Regions from separate parts of the Homo sapiens genome. Here region 1 is linked to region 2. Evidence: chromatin loops called from intact Hi-C (ENCODE). Cell type or tissue: B cell. All regions are shown on one strand. Links, peaks and the distances in the headings refer to the core of each region. The heading gives the core; the rest is flanking DNA.

What was found. A loop is a pair of places that touch in the nucleus more often than their neighbours do. Peaks named below come from ENCODE experiments on the same cell type or tissue, not always from the same donor. Only the 100,000 strongest peaks of a DNase experiment are listed, where the experiment ranks them.
Region 1: a loop joins it to region 2, with 5 times the contacts of the local background. A loop is called at or near these places in 2 of 110 quality-filtered maps.

The regions. Positions count from the first base shown.
Region 1 is chr18:44,721,659-44,728,969 of GRCh38, reverse strand. The region is part of intron 2 of SETBP1 (SET binding protein 1); the gene reads right to left. Among named protein-coding and RNA genes, the nearest start is that of SETBP1, 44 kb to the right of the region's middle. RefSeq lists enhancers at 3,267-3,456, 3,587-3,636 and a silencer at 6,820-6,869. In B cell, for the core only: no CTCF peak of the experiment used is centred there; DNase peaks (open chromatin) are centred at 3,309, 3,489 and 4,486; H3K4me3 peaks cover 1,574 bases; H3K27ac peaks cover 4,835 bases.
Region 2 is chr18:45,099,688-45,108,038 of GRCh38, reverse strand. All of the region lies in intron 3 of LOC105372091 (a long non-coding RNA gene), which reads left to right. Among named protein-coding and RNA genes, the nearest start is that of MIR4319, 130 kb to the right of the region's middle. RefSeq lists enhancers at 4,370-4,439, 4,520-4,569. In B cell, for the core only: no CTCF peak of the experiment used is centred there; DNase peaks (open chromatin) are centred at 4,288 and 4,388; H3K4me3 peaks cover 2,142 bases; H3K27ac peaks cover 5,000 bases.

The sequences.
Region 1 (7,311 bases), core at 444-5,443, 380 kb after region 2:
ATCTGGCACACAGTAAGGATTCAATAAGCACTAGTTAGTTCTTAGCTGCATTCTTCCCACTGCCTAGTTCTTACCTCTGCTCCCAACCACCTTTGGCATCATTCATTCAAATGGATCTACTTGCATTTCTTCTAGTCAAGTCTATCATTTCATCACCCATGCCTCTGCATATGCCATTATTTCTTCCTGGAATGCCTGTTCTCCTTCTTCCTCTAGCTGACTCCTCTTGTTCCTCAAAACTTGCTCCAAGACTACCTTCCCTCCATCCCAGAGCTTTCTCTCCCTGCCCCCAATAGGATTTGGAGGATTATACTTTCTGTTCATTGAATTTGATACATTATTTTATAATTACCATTTTATTTGCCTATCTGACTCAAGCTTGTCTGATTCTTAAAGGCAAATGACATGTCTTATTTGATTTTATATTCTTAATGATGAGTACAATGACTACCTTAGAATCCACACTCATCCACTGTTAACTGAATGAACAAATGGTCCCTATGGAACATCAGTAACAGGTACCCAAACACACTTAAATTTGATTACCTGCACTTGAAACAAAACAGTGACTTTTTCCCGAGACCCGCATGCCTTGTGTAGTTTTTAATAGATTGCAAATAAACTTAGCACAGGGAGACGTGATCATGTCCAGGGAAATGATCAGCTCTGAGAACCACCAGTCTCTGACAGTGAATAACTGCTAAATCTCCAGAAGGTTTCTACTTCTGCCTGTCTCTTGATTGTCCTGCTCTCTGGAATAAATCAGACAGTACAATACAGGAATTTGAATAAAGTAGCCAAACTGTGCAAAAGTGATCACAATGGAGTAGAAGTGCATTATTCTGTCTCTCAGAATTAGCATATTTCTAAGTAGTGAGTCTTAAATGAGAGAAGACTTTGCTTTTCTTCCTGAGATAGCCTTCATTAATTCTTCAGAGTGAACCTAATAAGTGACGGTAGAGCAAACAGGGGATAAATGGTACGTGTAAGGACCTCCCCTCAAATTCAGTCTCTTTTTTTTATTGGATACAATTGCTCTGGGTTTAATTTGGGTTCTGAGCAAAGTGTCACTAACTCTCTAGCACAGCTTCTGTGTTTGAGGGTTAGATAAGACCAAGAAGTGGGGGCTATAAGAAGAATTACTTGTTGGATTACTTTGACCCAACAAGGGAAGCAGCATCTCAGCCCAGAAGTGTTCAACAATAGAAAGGCCACCCACAAAGCACCAAGGAGATTGGCTAAATGTCTGTGAGGAAACTCAGGATAATTCTCTTTCACCTTCGAGAATCTGATTTTATGATGGTGGTAGAGATTTCATATTTAAGGTGTTTTGAGAGCTTGGTGAAGACACAGTAGGGGTTGCGTAAATGATTGTTGTTCCTTTGAGGTTGAAGGGAACATTCTGGACATCTCAAACCATTCAGTTGGCAACTTACTACAGGGCTCATACATAGACAGTGTCCACCTACTGTCCATCCCCCCACACTGAAAAGTGATGCTGGCCACTCACTGAAAAGGCTGCCGTGAAAGCAGCAAGTTTAGAATGTCATCTGAATGCGTCTTTGTGAACCACAGGAAGATAGGCATTCAGCAACAAATCCTTAAGATGCTTTCAAATGAGAAGGAAGGCCCTGCCTCAAGACAGGAACCTCTGCAGATATCACTTATCCTAATCTCTCACCCCAAAGTGAGAGACAGAAATAAGGACACTGACAGTAAAACCTTAAGAGTTTGTTTTATTTGGGTATCAACACACACACACACACACACACACACACACACAGTGATCAAATATTTCAGTCAAATGCATGCAACTCATCCAGAGAGCTCAAACACTGAGTTATCCAAATGTTCCAATGCTAGTTACCCAAACGAACATTATGGAAAAGGACTTCAGAGAGAAGAGTCTGAACAGCAAAACTGAAACATGTTTATAGTGTTAAAAAAAATAAAAAGCTGTCCACCTCTTTTATTTTGCATTTGGATAATGCTTTAAACTTTCCAGGATCCTCTGATAACCACTCCACCCTCACGATGGTAAGATCAATGGCAAATGGATTTATCTCCCCAGTTGATCCCAGAATGAAAAACAGAAACAGAGTGTGTGCACAACTGACACACAATAATCTAGCCAGCCCTTTCATCTTGGGCTCTTCTCCACGTATTATTACAAAAACAAATTATGTAACGAAGCACACAGTTGTGTGGCTTGAGGCATTTATTAAAAATAGGGCCTTTATGAAGTCTTTGTGTACTTTACATATTTAATAAACTTCAAGTTCATGTCACTTAGAATCAAACACGTGATGAAATTTGAAAGTAATATTATTACAGTTTATGACTTCTAATCTGCAAATGGGAGGCGGTCCTATATAGCTTTGTGTTTAAGAATATGAACTTTGAAATCAGACTAACTGGACTTCAAACACTACCTCTTTTATATACTCTCTAGATGTCATTTGGCAAGTTATTCAACCTCCCCATGCCAGTTAACTCATCAGCAAAATGAGAACAGTAAGATTTACCTCTTAAGAGTTTTGGGGAGGATTACATATACATTTGCAGGTAGTAGGCTTAGATTGGTGCCTCCCATACAGAACTCAAGAGATAAGTATTATTATTTGATTATTCATAATCTCTTTCAATGATTGCCAGCTTTAGTTACTACAACAAAACAAAGTCCCTACCTTCCTTGAAAAGAATGTATTATGTATCTAGAACTGTTGGAATGAAAATCAAGAAGGCTTGAAATGTCACTTACAAGCTATGTGTAACAACTCACATGAGTTAGTTGTTAAAGTTTAAAAATTATGTAAGGGTTTCATGAAGCTTTAGGAATGGTCCCTGAATTGGTGGAAAGGAAATTCCCTTCTGAACTTAAAAGTCAAAAAACTTCAGAGGGAAGGAATCTTTTAGAGATCTACTCAAGGTCATATGAAAGTTCTTGGTTCTAATTCCATCCAGGCCACCAGAGAGCCAGGAGATGCCCATCCCCTTTGAAGCTTCTCATGCCTCCCTCCCCACCCCTGGCCACTATTACCACCCTACACCCTTTTCTAACCATAGATTTCTAAGTAAAAAAGGAAATTGTCTAAAACTGAAACTGCCTTAGTCTATTATTGGCTTTGGTGGCTGTGGGAAGAAAACGGAGTTGGAGGGGGGAGGTATGTTGATGAAAATAATCTGAGTCATCACTTCCTGGAAGAGGTGACAGCACACCCAGAGCCGCTGGGAAGTCAGGGGGCCGAGGGGGAGGAGGTCCCAGCTCTGCCACAACCTCACATAGCACCGGGAGGATGTCCCTTAACTTCTGTGGGTTCCTATTGGCAAAATGACCCTAAAGGCCTTCCCAGCTATATGCCCCTATAATTCAGGAAAGGTCCTGGTGAATAAACCATCAGTGCTATTCACTGTCAGCCTAGAAAACAAAATGAACCTGTGCTCCTAAAATATGAAAGCCGAATCTTTCAAGCAAGGGCAGGCTGGTTATGGTTGAGTCAAGACATAACTGCTTTGTTTCCTAACTACTTCCCCAAACCCAGACTCTGCCCCTCCACACACACCCCCCAACCCAGTTTTGCTACACAATTCCTTGGACAGTACAGGTAACTCATTAAGAACAGAGGCCCTGGGATAGCCAGACTTAGTGCAGGAATCACTTTATAGTCTCTCTTAGATGTGAAATTATATGAAATTATTCCCCAAACTGTGAGCAGATACAGATGATTACCAGATTTAGATGTTGAAAAGAAAAGAACAATAACAGCATCAAGATGGGAGTCTCACGTGTTGCAATCACCTGCTTATGTGTCTCCCTAGCCTTGGGAGAGAAAACTGGCCCCTTTTACATTTATCTGATGGTAACTCTATGGGCAGCTACTAAACCCTCCTTTGAAAGTAAACCCCCATTGCCAGTGACCATGTGCTAAATGAGTGAGTGAAGAAATGAATGCTGTGCATCCCAAATTAGGAAGCAAGGAAGGAGGGCACATTCATACAGCTCCTTGAACTCTGCACACACTTTGGCTTCTTGCAGTAATTTAATAATATTCTTGCTCATTCATATTCTTTCTTTCCACTTCCAGCCCCACCCCCACTCATTATGTAGTCTGACTGAATACCACTCAAAATATTTTCTCAATTAGAGGAGAAAACAGGAATTTGCCACTTGTCTGCCTCTATTCTGCTGCCTGTCAGCCTTCAGCAAATATTTCAATCCTGGGCCTTTGCCTGCTGCTAACCCCTGTCCTTTAACCCTTGACCCTGTCCTCTTCAAATCCTCTAGGCTTTACCTTCTCATCCTCCCAGCCCAGACACTCCACTCCAGGGCTGGTGTCACAGGCTACTATGTTTAACCACAAGAGGTACAGTGATGCCCCTAAAGCAATCAGAACAAGAGCTGTGCTTCTGAGATTTGCTTATCTGATCAAAAGATGCTCAGAAAAATTAACATATCACAGTGGATGAGAGACAATCTGTAAACAGACTCCCACTCTCACTTACCTATCTCTGGTCTTCAGAGCCTCTTCTCTGGTCTAGGCCAGCTCCCCTCCCCCACCCTATATCCTAACTCCCTTAAATGGGCATGTCACTGAGATTAGAGGCTCAGGGGTTGGCTGTAAGATGCAGAAATAAAATGGAAATCATGTCCGCTAGAGCAGTAAGATGCAGAGCTCCTCTTTGACTTTTCCCAACATTCACATTCAGCCAAACCACAAGATAATTTGCTTCTAAACCCCTGTCCCAACTTCCTCTAACCACTGCAACTTCCCTGGCTCCAGCTAAACCCCCAGCCCTGTGACATCCAACATTAGAACCACTGGGACTCATCATTTCCCCATCCTTGCCTGTGTCCACCAACATGTGAGCTGTGCCACTTCTGGGTGTTTCTGTGAGTATTTGAGAAAGGCGTGGAATATTTCAGGACTTTTTCGTTGGCAATGACTACTTTGCTCTCTGATAGCACTCCTTCCCATGTAATTAATAGTTCTGTCTCTTGGCTCGTTAAAAACGAGACCCTCAGGTCCCAGGCAGCATTATGCAGGGTAAATCATGTTTAAGTAACTGCATAACTAGTGGGTCAGTTTTATCTTTTGTCTTGGCTGCGACCATTATTTAGCTGGGTTCTCAAAATGCCCGGCAGTGAAGCTTTCATGTCAGGCCAGTATTGAAAGACAAATGTTTTCTCCCCTCCCCACCCCCACTGCCAGCCCCTCTTCTCTGAATGCTGCATGCACAGGGCAGCTGGGAAATAAAAGGCCCCTTTATCTGATTATCCTGGGCAAAGGCGTGGTAGGTTCAGGAAGGTTCAAGAGAGAAGTGCCAAACTGTAATAAGATGGGCCAAGCAAATAGTTGGGGCAGACTCCCATGCAGTGGCAATGACCGGCCACAGCAATTCAGTCTCCTGTCTCATTTTTAGCACTCAGCTTTGTGATGACTAAAAAGGGTGTTGTTTTTTTTCCCCCCGCCGACTGTCGCTGATTGCCATGTGATCTTGAACAAATCACGAGACATCACTGATCTGGGCTCTATGTCCTCATCTGTGAAGGGAAGACAGCTCTGATGATCTTCAAGGTCTCTTTCTGCTTTAACATTCTTTGTGTGTATCCATCAAGCAATAAAAAACAGTGTGACCCTCTCAAATAGCTATGGAGAATACCGCCTGACAGTATAAAAAGAGGACTTCTGAAGAGATGAAAGCAGCAACTTTCTTTATAGGCAGAGTTTGTCTCATATAAAAGGAAGTGAGAGGAAGAGAAGGAGAAGGAAAAGGCAAGATTACCCACTTCACAAAGGAGAAATTAAGGGGTAGGGAAATTTTGTCCAATTAACCCAGTTATGCCTAGTGTTCCATTATTGGAACACTAAGCTTGTGGGAGTTATTTATATCCTACTGCTCAAGGTCATCACCAAGGTCTGATTTTTCACACCCAAAAATTTTCAACCTCCAGCCTAAATGGGTTAAATTACCAATGTCATACAATTAGTTATTGGTGCTGTTAAAAATAAAACTCAGAAGGACTCCCATTTTTGTCCTAGATTCTAATCCTATTACATTATCCTTCCCATAGGATATTGTGATGATGAAAAGAAACGGTATTTGTGCTGTTTAATTTTTGCAGATTTGCATTTACCATTTTCTTTGGCCAATCTGGAATCCTAGAAGCCTACTAGAGAACCGTCCTGAAGACATGCCCTTCACAATCATCAGCCTTCTACAAGCACTCAGATGGGAATCCTTTAGTGACCATCAGAACCCAATAACCAGTCCCTTCATGAGCGTACTCCCGAATTTTGTTCATCCCATCCACAGAGCACGTGATGCTCACCACTGGAAGACAGAAATCATGGTGGCCATGCAGCCTTTAGACAGCTGCAGCACCCGAATACTGCTGCTCTGCAGGAGGGTCTACAATAGGTCCCCATAAACACTGTAGAATTAATTGAGACAAAACAACAGTATCTTTGACATAGAAGGATCCATTGGTAGCAAATACTACTCTAACATCTCCCTTAGCTTATAACAAGCTGCCCTAAATACGTTCTGCCTCTTGCTCACACACACCACCCATTAAGCACAAGAATTGAGGCAAAATTGTGTGAGAAGGTAGGGCAGCAGGGGACTCATGGGAAGGTAGGGCAGCAAGGGAAGGGGGCACAAAAAGGCGACCGGAGATGGTGACTAGGAATATCCCAAAATAATATAAACAGGTTCCCAGGATTCCTTCCTCTCCTACTGAGCTTAGAGCCCAGTCAAATCCAGGCCCCCCAAACATCTATGTCAATGTCATACCAATGCTGGGCTCTTTTCGGTACACACATGCATGTCCACGCAGATGCCCTCTCACATACACATGTCCAGATACCCTCTAGTTGGCAAACAAGTGACAATATGCAAATTATCAGAAGCCACAAAGATTTCACATGCATGTCCACGCAGATGCCCTCTCACATACACATGTCCAGATACCCTCTAGTTGGCAAACAAGTGACAATATGCAAATTATCAGAAGCCACAAAGATTTGCTTCGGTGGGGAGCCTGAACAAACAAGGAACAATTTTGCAAGTGACCACAGATGGCTTAGGTAGCTTCTCTGCTTACAATGGACACTAACAAGATTTGCCAGAACTAATTCATTCTTTCACACCATTGCCCTCTTCCCCCACCTTCTGAGGGTAAGGAAAAGTCCCCCTCATGGCCATATGCATTCTTGTTCCTTTTCAACACAGAAAAAGTGCAACTCGTTCATCCACAGTGTGAATGGGTCATATTTAAAGCGGGTAACATAGATTTAAAAGGAGATACTG
Region 2 (8,351 bases), core at 1,740-6,739:
ATTTATGTTTTAACAGAATCATGCTGTTGAAGCTAGAATGAAGAGTCCAAGGTTAGGAGTAGGAGAAGTTAAGAGAGCTCTACCATAATGTAGGCACGAGATGAAGGGATTTTAGTGGTTTAGGTGAGACGGTAGCAGTGCAGGTAGTCAGAAGTGGTCATCTAAGCCAAAAGTTGCTGATGGATAGGATGTGGGGTAAGAGAAAGTGAGGAGTCAGTGATGACACTGAGGTATTTGGCATGAATCAGTACCAGAATGGTGCTATCACTAATCAAGACAGAGAGAACTGCAGAGGAGTCAGTTTTTGGGGAAAGGTCAGAGCTCAGTTTTTGACATATCAGTACCTTTCTGGTGGATCCAGTGCTGTGTGAGAAGGAGTCCTTGCAAGAGCCTCAGCCAAGGGTTCCAAACTATGAATAAGTAGTTATTCAGTGAGTCAGTCTATCTATCAGAAAATATTTGTTGCGCACTTACTGCATTCCAGGCAGTGTTCCAGGCTCTTAGGCTACAATAGTGACTAAGTCAAACCAATCCTCTTTTGTTATGGGCTTACCTTTTTGTGAAGGGATACAGAGGTAAAAGGTAGATGGTAAAAGATAAGATGGATGATAAAAAATAAGAATCTAGACCTTTATTCTCCTTATGTTAGTCAGCTATCCTTTGGTTATGAGCACTAGAAGACGGATGGATGGATGGATGGATGAATATAGATGAGTAGATGGGTAAGTGGATAAAGATATAATATGATATAATATGATAGATATACATGAGATGATTTCAGAAAGTGCTAAGTCCTATGAAGAAAATGAAACAGAACGAAAATAAATACATTTTAAGAAGAAGGACCCATTGTGGAAGCTGCTTTAGGCAGGGTGGCCAGGAAAGAATTATCTTAGAAACTGATACACAAACTGAGATCTAAATGACAAGGAACAGCCAGCTACAGCGAGATCTGGGAGAAAATATTCTAAGTTTAAAAGAGACGAAATCAAAGTCCTGAGCTGATGGTGTCCTTTGTGTGTCCAGGGCACAGAAGGAAGGCCAGTGAGGCTGGAGTGTGGTGAATATGGGACAGAGTGGTAGGAGGATTGGAAGAAGATACAGCGAAATAGGTAGGCAAGCGTCAGATCAGGTAGGACCTTCAGGCTGCAGGAGAAGTTTAGATTTTATTACAAATGTAAAGATAAATCACAGGAGGGATATCAACAGGAGGGTTTCCTAAGCTGATTTGTATTTTTGAAGATCTCTCCCATAGCTTTGTGAAGACTGGCCATATAATGAAACAACAGAGAGAAGAGAGGAACTGCTGGGCGGCTGTTGAAGTGGGTTGTAGCACTGAGATAACAGTTGTGGGATTTGGCAGCATATACTAGAGCCACTCTAGCCAATACAGTAGCTACGAGAGTGCCACATGTGACTCTTTCTATTTACATTTATGTTAATTAAAAATAAATTAAATTTTCAGTTTCTTAGTCACACTAGTCACATTGCAAGTGCTCCACAGCCACATGTGACTTGTGGCTTTTGTGTTGGACAGATATAGAACATTTTTGTCATCACAGGAAGTTCTACTGGGCAGTGCTGCTGCAGTGGTAAAGCCACAATGTCTCCATACCAACTAGCTGGAACAGCTGTAGATAAAGACAATGCAAGATTTTCACATCAGATAGATCATCAGGAAAGCAGAAACAGACCAAATGCTTCAGATTTTTTTTTAATCTAAAACAGGCAAAAGTTGATGTTGGTTTGATATCTTTCTTCTCCTATTTCTGTAAGATTATTGGATTATCACAGACTGGTGCTTTCTGACCTCCACAGTCCATATTCCTTCTGTATCTAGCCTTTTATCCTGATAAATTCCTAGTAAGAACCTAGACCTTTATTCTCCTTAGTCAGCTATCCTTTGGTTATGAGCACTAAAAGTCTATTCAAACTAGTTTAAATATTAGAAAGAAGTTATACATGTAAATATATAACTCATAGAACCCAATGGCTACATAATGGGGTATCATAGGACCTGCAGAGTTGGGAGATACTAAGAATTTCTCATCTCTGCTTCATTTTTCTGTCACAGATGAGCTTCTCTACTCGTGCACTCATCACGTAAATCAGAGCAGTACCCAAAAGTGGCCACACCCTTTGAATCTATATAGGTTTCTAGTTAAAGCACTGACACTCATTAATTTAATCTACTTAATCTAGGAGTTCCTTTTTAATTCTGAAAAGAGACATGGATTTCCTGAGCTTCATCTGGTGTAGTTAGCCATGGCATGGCTTGGGGAGCTTCTGGTACTTGGGGTTACATTTCAAAGAGGAGGTTCTCTAGAAGGTGGTGTGAATGAAGAAGAAACAGCAGTAAAGAAATGACTGCCATTTTTGCCAGTGTCCTGTTCTTACTCAGTATTCATGGAACCTAGTGAAGATTATACCAAAGCTACAACAGGCCAGACAGGCACCTATTAGTTATACATGTATTTAGCAATAAGCTTGGCATTCTAGAAGACATGAGTCCTATGCTGTAGGTATTTACTAATTGCTAGACATTCCTTAAGCAGAATCCTTACCTTCAGAGGAAGGAACCAAAAGGAATAAATCAGGCAATCAACCTTTGACTAGTGTTATTACAAGTAAAGGGAAAAGACTCAGAAAACTGGTAATTTCACAAAAGTATTGAGGGAGATAGATGTTCTTGTATCCATGACTACTCAGGCCTTCTCTGGTTTCATCCCTAATTCCTTGCTCTGAATTCAGATGGCTTCTTGCCATCTGACAAGATCACCTATGGTAACTTCTTGGTGGATGCTCATAACTAGAAGCTTGAAGACACAGGCTGTGGTTTCTTCATCCTTTATCCAAAGCACAGTTTCTGGCATAGTAGATGTCCCATAGATGTTAAATGCATGGGTGGATGGATGGATAATGATTAAAGCCTCAGTTGAAAAGTTTGGCATTCTTATGAATTCTGCTTAGTCCCCCTGGAGAGGCCAGATCCTCTTCTTCATCCACATCTTTATCCTTTTTTACCAGTCTTTTTCAAGAGCAGGGAATTTGTATTGGTATTGAGGACTTTGACATTTGTATTACATGGGAAAAGCAAAAGACTAACAAGGGGATCATGTTCACATTAGCCTGAGGGACTGAGTAGTTTTCAGTATTCAAGCTAAAACAAAACACCTTTCTCTAAGGGTGTAAATGCAGCTTTAATTTCAAAAATGTGCTTTTTCTTAGAGGCAGAGGGAGTTAAATAGTTCATAACAAAAGGTGAGGATTCCTGGTATTGAGTTCTAACGGTAATGACCATTACACAGGTTTTTGATTTGTGCTGGATTGTTGCTGAGCATTAAGGACATCCTACCAAAGTCCAGGAAACTGCTAATTAATCCTGCAGGAGACTGCAAAGACACACTTGCCATTCATCCAGCAAGTGCTATTTAAAAGCCTGTTGTGAGCATCTGAGTGCATTTGGGCTAAAGAGCTCATGGACTAGACGCAACAGGAGCTATACAGACTACCAGTGCACCACCAGCGTGCACCAGAATGCATGTCCCAGCAAACAACTCTCAATTGGCCAATTTGCAACAGGGCACCCTTTAGCCTCTTTGGCCCTGGTCATTTCCTTCCCACCCTGCCCTTTTGGAGGCATCAACATTGAGCTCAAAACATGTTCAGTGCATTCTTTGCAGTGTACCATTTGTACCTTCAACAGCTAGGCTGACATTTGTTAAGGTAATATAAGAATGCAGCAGATAGACAGGAAGCATGAACTTCGGGTCAGTGAATCCAAAATGCTCTCTCACTACAGCCTGTTTTCTGCACAGCAGGCTGTGGCTCTAATGACTGTTTCTCATTGAACTCCTAGAAGAGCAGCAGTCTCCCTTTCCTTCAGTATCTTGCCTGTTTCTCCTTGGGGGACAATCAGCCTCTTGTGCTTTTTTCATTCTAATGCAATGAGCCTCTAAGAGTTGGCCTCCCAAGCTCTTTGGCAGTAAATGCATCTTGAAGATATGAAGACACAAGCAGCCACCTCAATAAGGAAGAGATACAGAAATGTACTGTGAAGTTTCATGTGACTAGATTCAGTTCAGTGAGCATTTACAGAGCATCTGGGCAGGTGTTCAAGGTAGTGAGGGGGCAAAACCTTTTGAGAGCTTACTACAACCTGGACACCAGCACTGGAGCATTACCTGAGCCAGCTTAATTCATACTTCCCCACTCTGTGAGGACACACTAGAGGACACACTACAGTCTGAATTTTAGACACAAGAAATGGAGAGGTTCAACAACTGGCCCAAGTCCCACAGGTAGAGAAGGCTTTAAAGCCAGGACCTTGCATCTATATCGAAGCCTAAACTCATTCCACTTTTCCACTGTGTCTTCCTGAAGCTGAAAAGGCACAGGAGATAAGGAGGAGACCACCCCTCATATTGTCTTATGCCCAATTTCTGCCCCCAAAGAAAAAAAGGAAGTAAAAACTAAAAGGCAGAAATGAAACCCACAGGCAGACAGCCCGGCACCACAGCCTGGGCCTAGTAAAGATTGGCCCCTGACCTAATTGGTTATGTTATCTATAGATTACGTTGTATGGAAAAGCACTGTGAAAATCCCTATCCTGTTCTGTTCCACTCTAATTACCAGTGCAGGTGTACACAGCCCCCAGTCACGTACTCTCTGCTTGCTCAATTGATTAAGACCCTCTCACACGGACCCCCTTAGAGTTGTAAGGCCTTAAAAGGGACAGGAATTGCTCACTCAGGGAGCTCAGTTTTTGGAGACGTGAGTCTGCCAATGTTCCCAGCTGAATAAAGCCCTTTCCTTCTACAATTCGGTATCTGAGGGGTTCTTGTCTGCGGCTCGTCCTGCTACAGAGAGATGTAAGTCCAATCAACAAGTGATGGGTATACACATGTAGTTTAACAGAAAGAAAGGAGCAGAGCATCCCAGCAGGAGTCTAAAGAGGGAGGAAGTTGAGATAGGAGGGGCCTGAGTTTGAGGCTCAGTTCTGCTAATCTCTTGCCTTCCTACAAGGCAGCGTGGAGGTGAACCTGAGTGCTCTGTGAGCTGTCCCCGCACTTCACAAAGCCTCCACCCTATGACGCCAAATTCTCCCTGCACTTAAGGCTCCACAGATGATCTGCCTATCTCTCCTCAAAAGCTTCACCAATTCTTGCATTTTTAACTCAACAAGCATTCATTTAACAATTAATATGCATATTAAATGCATGCTTCCTTTTAAACACAAGTGTTCAATGTCAAACATTTTATTTGCATGTGTGAAATAAAATATATCCAATTATTCATTAAGCAGTATCTTCATAACAAAACAGAAGTGGCTAAAATAAAGAACCTCTGTACAAGTGGTTATTCTCCAGCTATTTTAAAAGTTTCAAACAAAATCGTCAAGACATATTACTAAATGAAAAAAGCAAAAACAAGATACAGAACATTTAATAAGCTAGTGTGAGTGTGTGTGTGTGTGTGTAAAACACAGGAGACCAATAACATTGATTGCCTCCAGGAGGGAACTGGATAGCTGAGGAATAAGAACAAGAGGAAGACTTTCACCATACAGAAGTGCTTTCCAAGCTACCTGTGAGGGAGAAGGACCAATATTTTTCCCCTCATTCATTACAGACCAGTGCATGGTCCTATTACGTATGTTTCTATGCAGATTGCTTTATGTACCACTTACCACATGACTTTGACAATGTTCAAACCCATTTATTCCCTTTTCCTGGGCTAAAGTCCACTGGTTTTACACTTGGACGTAGAGAAAATGTCACATTGCTACAGAAGTTTCTAACTCTTACTTTTTACTCTGAATTTCTGTTGTGTACAACAAGAAATGAATGTGTACAATGTAGTTTAACAAAAAAGGAAGGACCTCACGTGAAAAAAAAGAAAACAGTTCCCAGAAAGGCACTGCCATACATCCTCCTGCACTTTTGACTTTGAATATATGATCTTTCCGGAGGAATTTGCTTTATAAAAAAATTGCCAGGGAAACACCCTTAGCAGAAGTGAGGACAGACTTGAGGATCTTCAATTCCCTTGGATGCTCTCTTGCAGCATCAGCTATCAGCAAAAGTGTGAGACTGTTCAAGTCTGTCTGTGGCTCTTTCACCACCTTCTGTAGTAAACAAGATGCTCCATCCAGTCCTTTCACCTCCTTTCTGGAGGAATCTTATGGTTCCTTCCTCTGTACTCTCTGACACTTAATGTGGAGGCCAACTCACTCTTATGTAGGTATACAGTCCTAATACAAAAATACACTATTTCCCTTTCATGTAAACAGAGAAATTGAAAATATAGTTTTCCAGACTGAAGGAAACAAAGCCTCAGGATTGGATATCAGATTTGAGTATTTTCAGTTGGCCACAACTTACAGCTGGTCAGCTCTCAGGAAGAGTGCATGAAAAATCCTGGGAGTGGGGTCAGGAGACAGGGGTTCTGTAGAACGTTCATGGTAGGTGTGGCAAGAAGTTCACAGGAAGGAGACACTAAAATTGGAGATTAAGGTAAATGAGGCTGGCCATTTCAGGTTCGTGTAATTCATTCAAGTAGTGATTAGAACTAAACTGTGCTAAGTCATCTTAAAGATCCGAATAGTCACCAGTTCAAACGTAACCAGGCTGAATATTTTAACAGGTCTAAAGAGGGAGAACATGTCTATCAGAAGCACAACACTGTGGAGTTCCAGGGTCATCTAAGCCATGACCAAGGGAGATGTGTCCAGACCTGAGGACAGAACCTACCAGGTCCTGGTGGCACAGCTGTTCCTGCTGCAGAGATAGTAGTATCAACCTTGAACTACTGCTCACCAGCACAGAGCTCATCCACCCTGTTCTCACGACATATGGATTAAGCAATCTGTTAATACAGGTTGCACCACCATGTGTCTTTGCCTACGGGAGAGAATGTGTTGGCTCTTCTGTTATATGTCTCATTATAAATTACTAAGCTGGCTCTGTAGTTTATATTCCAGGCTCTTATAAACCTAGATAATGTGAATCTATTCTGGCCATACAGATCTACTTTTGGTCAAGAGGAAAATGAAAGTGAATGAGCATATGAGGCTAAAGAACTGACCATGGGCAGGGGTTATTCCAACATGGCAAAACTACGTGAGGCCTTGTGGCAGTCGGGTGGCTAAAGACTGGGAAGCTGGCCTCACAATGCCTCTCTCTCAAAGTCCTCATGTACTTTTGGTAAAAGCAGAAGCTCTAGACATAATCTTGAGGCTTCTGTACTGGTTTTGATTTGGCATGGCTCAACAATGAATAATTGCAGTATGTCTGACATGCAGTTATACAGTTATAATAGTTGTAATTAATGACCAGGTTAAAAAGGCCCCATGTCAAAATGGCCAAGATAAAAAGCCATATACTTTGTAAAACCTGCTTTAAATTTAAAAAAGTTGAGATAATCCATGTATATGTTTCAAATTTTAACATGTATTTTTAAAGTACTGTGAGAAGTCTCCCACTCTTGCCTTATTTGCCAAGTTTCCACAGTAATCCCTGTGATTAATTTACTGTCCATTCGTGTAAATAGTTTGGCATACTCAATCCAATAAAATATATGTTTTTATATATTTCTTTTTTTACACAAAGTCCCATGCCCTGTGCTGTCTTTTGCATATCGTGATGATCTTTTGTTAGTATATCTTGGGTGATTTTTCCATAGCAATACAAAAACAAAGTTTCTTTCAGGAAGTCATATCATTCTTGTAGTAAACGAGGTAAGAACACAGGATTTGGCATCGGACAAACACAGCTTCAACAGTTACTATTTAAGTGCCTTAAGTGGGTTTTTTAACTCTAGTAAATTTTAAATTTCTAAATCTACAGAACGAGGAGAAAAATACCCTGTTTACAAGGTTTTTATTAGGTCTGAATATATAGGTGGAACCCTTCCCATGTTGTCATGCACAGGGTCATAGGAAAGAAGAGGAAGGAAGCAAGAAGGTGGAAGAAGGAAGAGGATTTCATAGTAGCCTTATTTTCAGGTTCCTGCAAATCAACCAACTGGGCACTGGATAGATGAGTTTCCTCCAGTGAACTTCGGTGTCCTCATTTTTTGTTGTTATTGTTGTTGTTTGTTTGTTTGTTTTTTGAGACAGAGTCTCGCTCTGTCACCCAGGCTGGAGTACAGTGGCACAATCTCGGTTCACTGCAACCTCTGCCTCCTAGGTTCAAGGAATTCTCCTGCCTCAGCCTCCTGAGTAGCTGGGATTATAGGCACGTACCACCACGCCCGGCGAATTTTTTGTATTTTTAGTAGAGACGGGATTTCACCATGTTGGTCAGGTTGTTCTCGAACTCCTGACCTGATGGTCCGCCCACCTCAGCCTC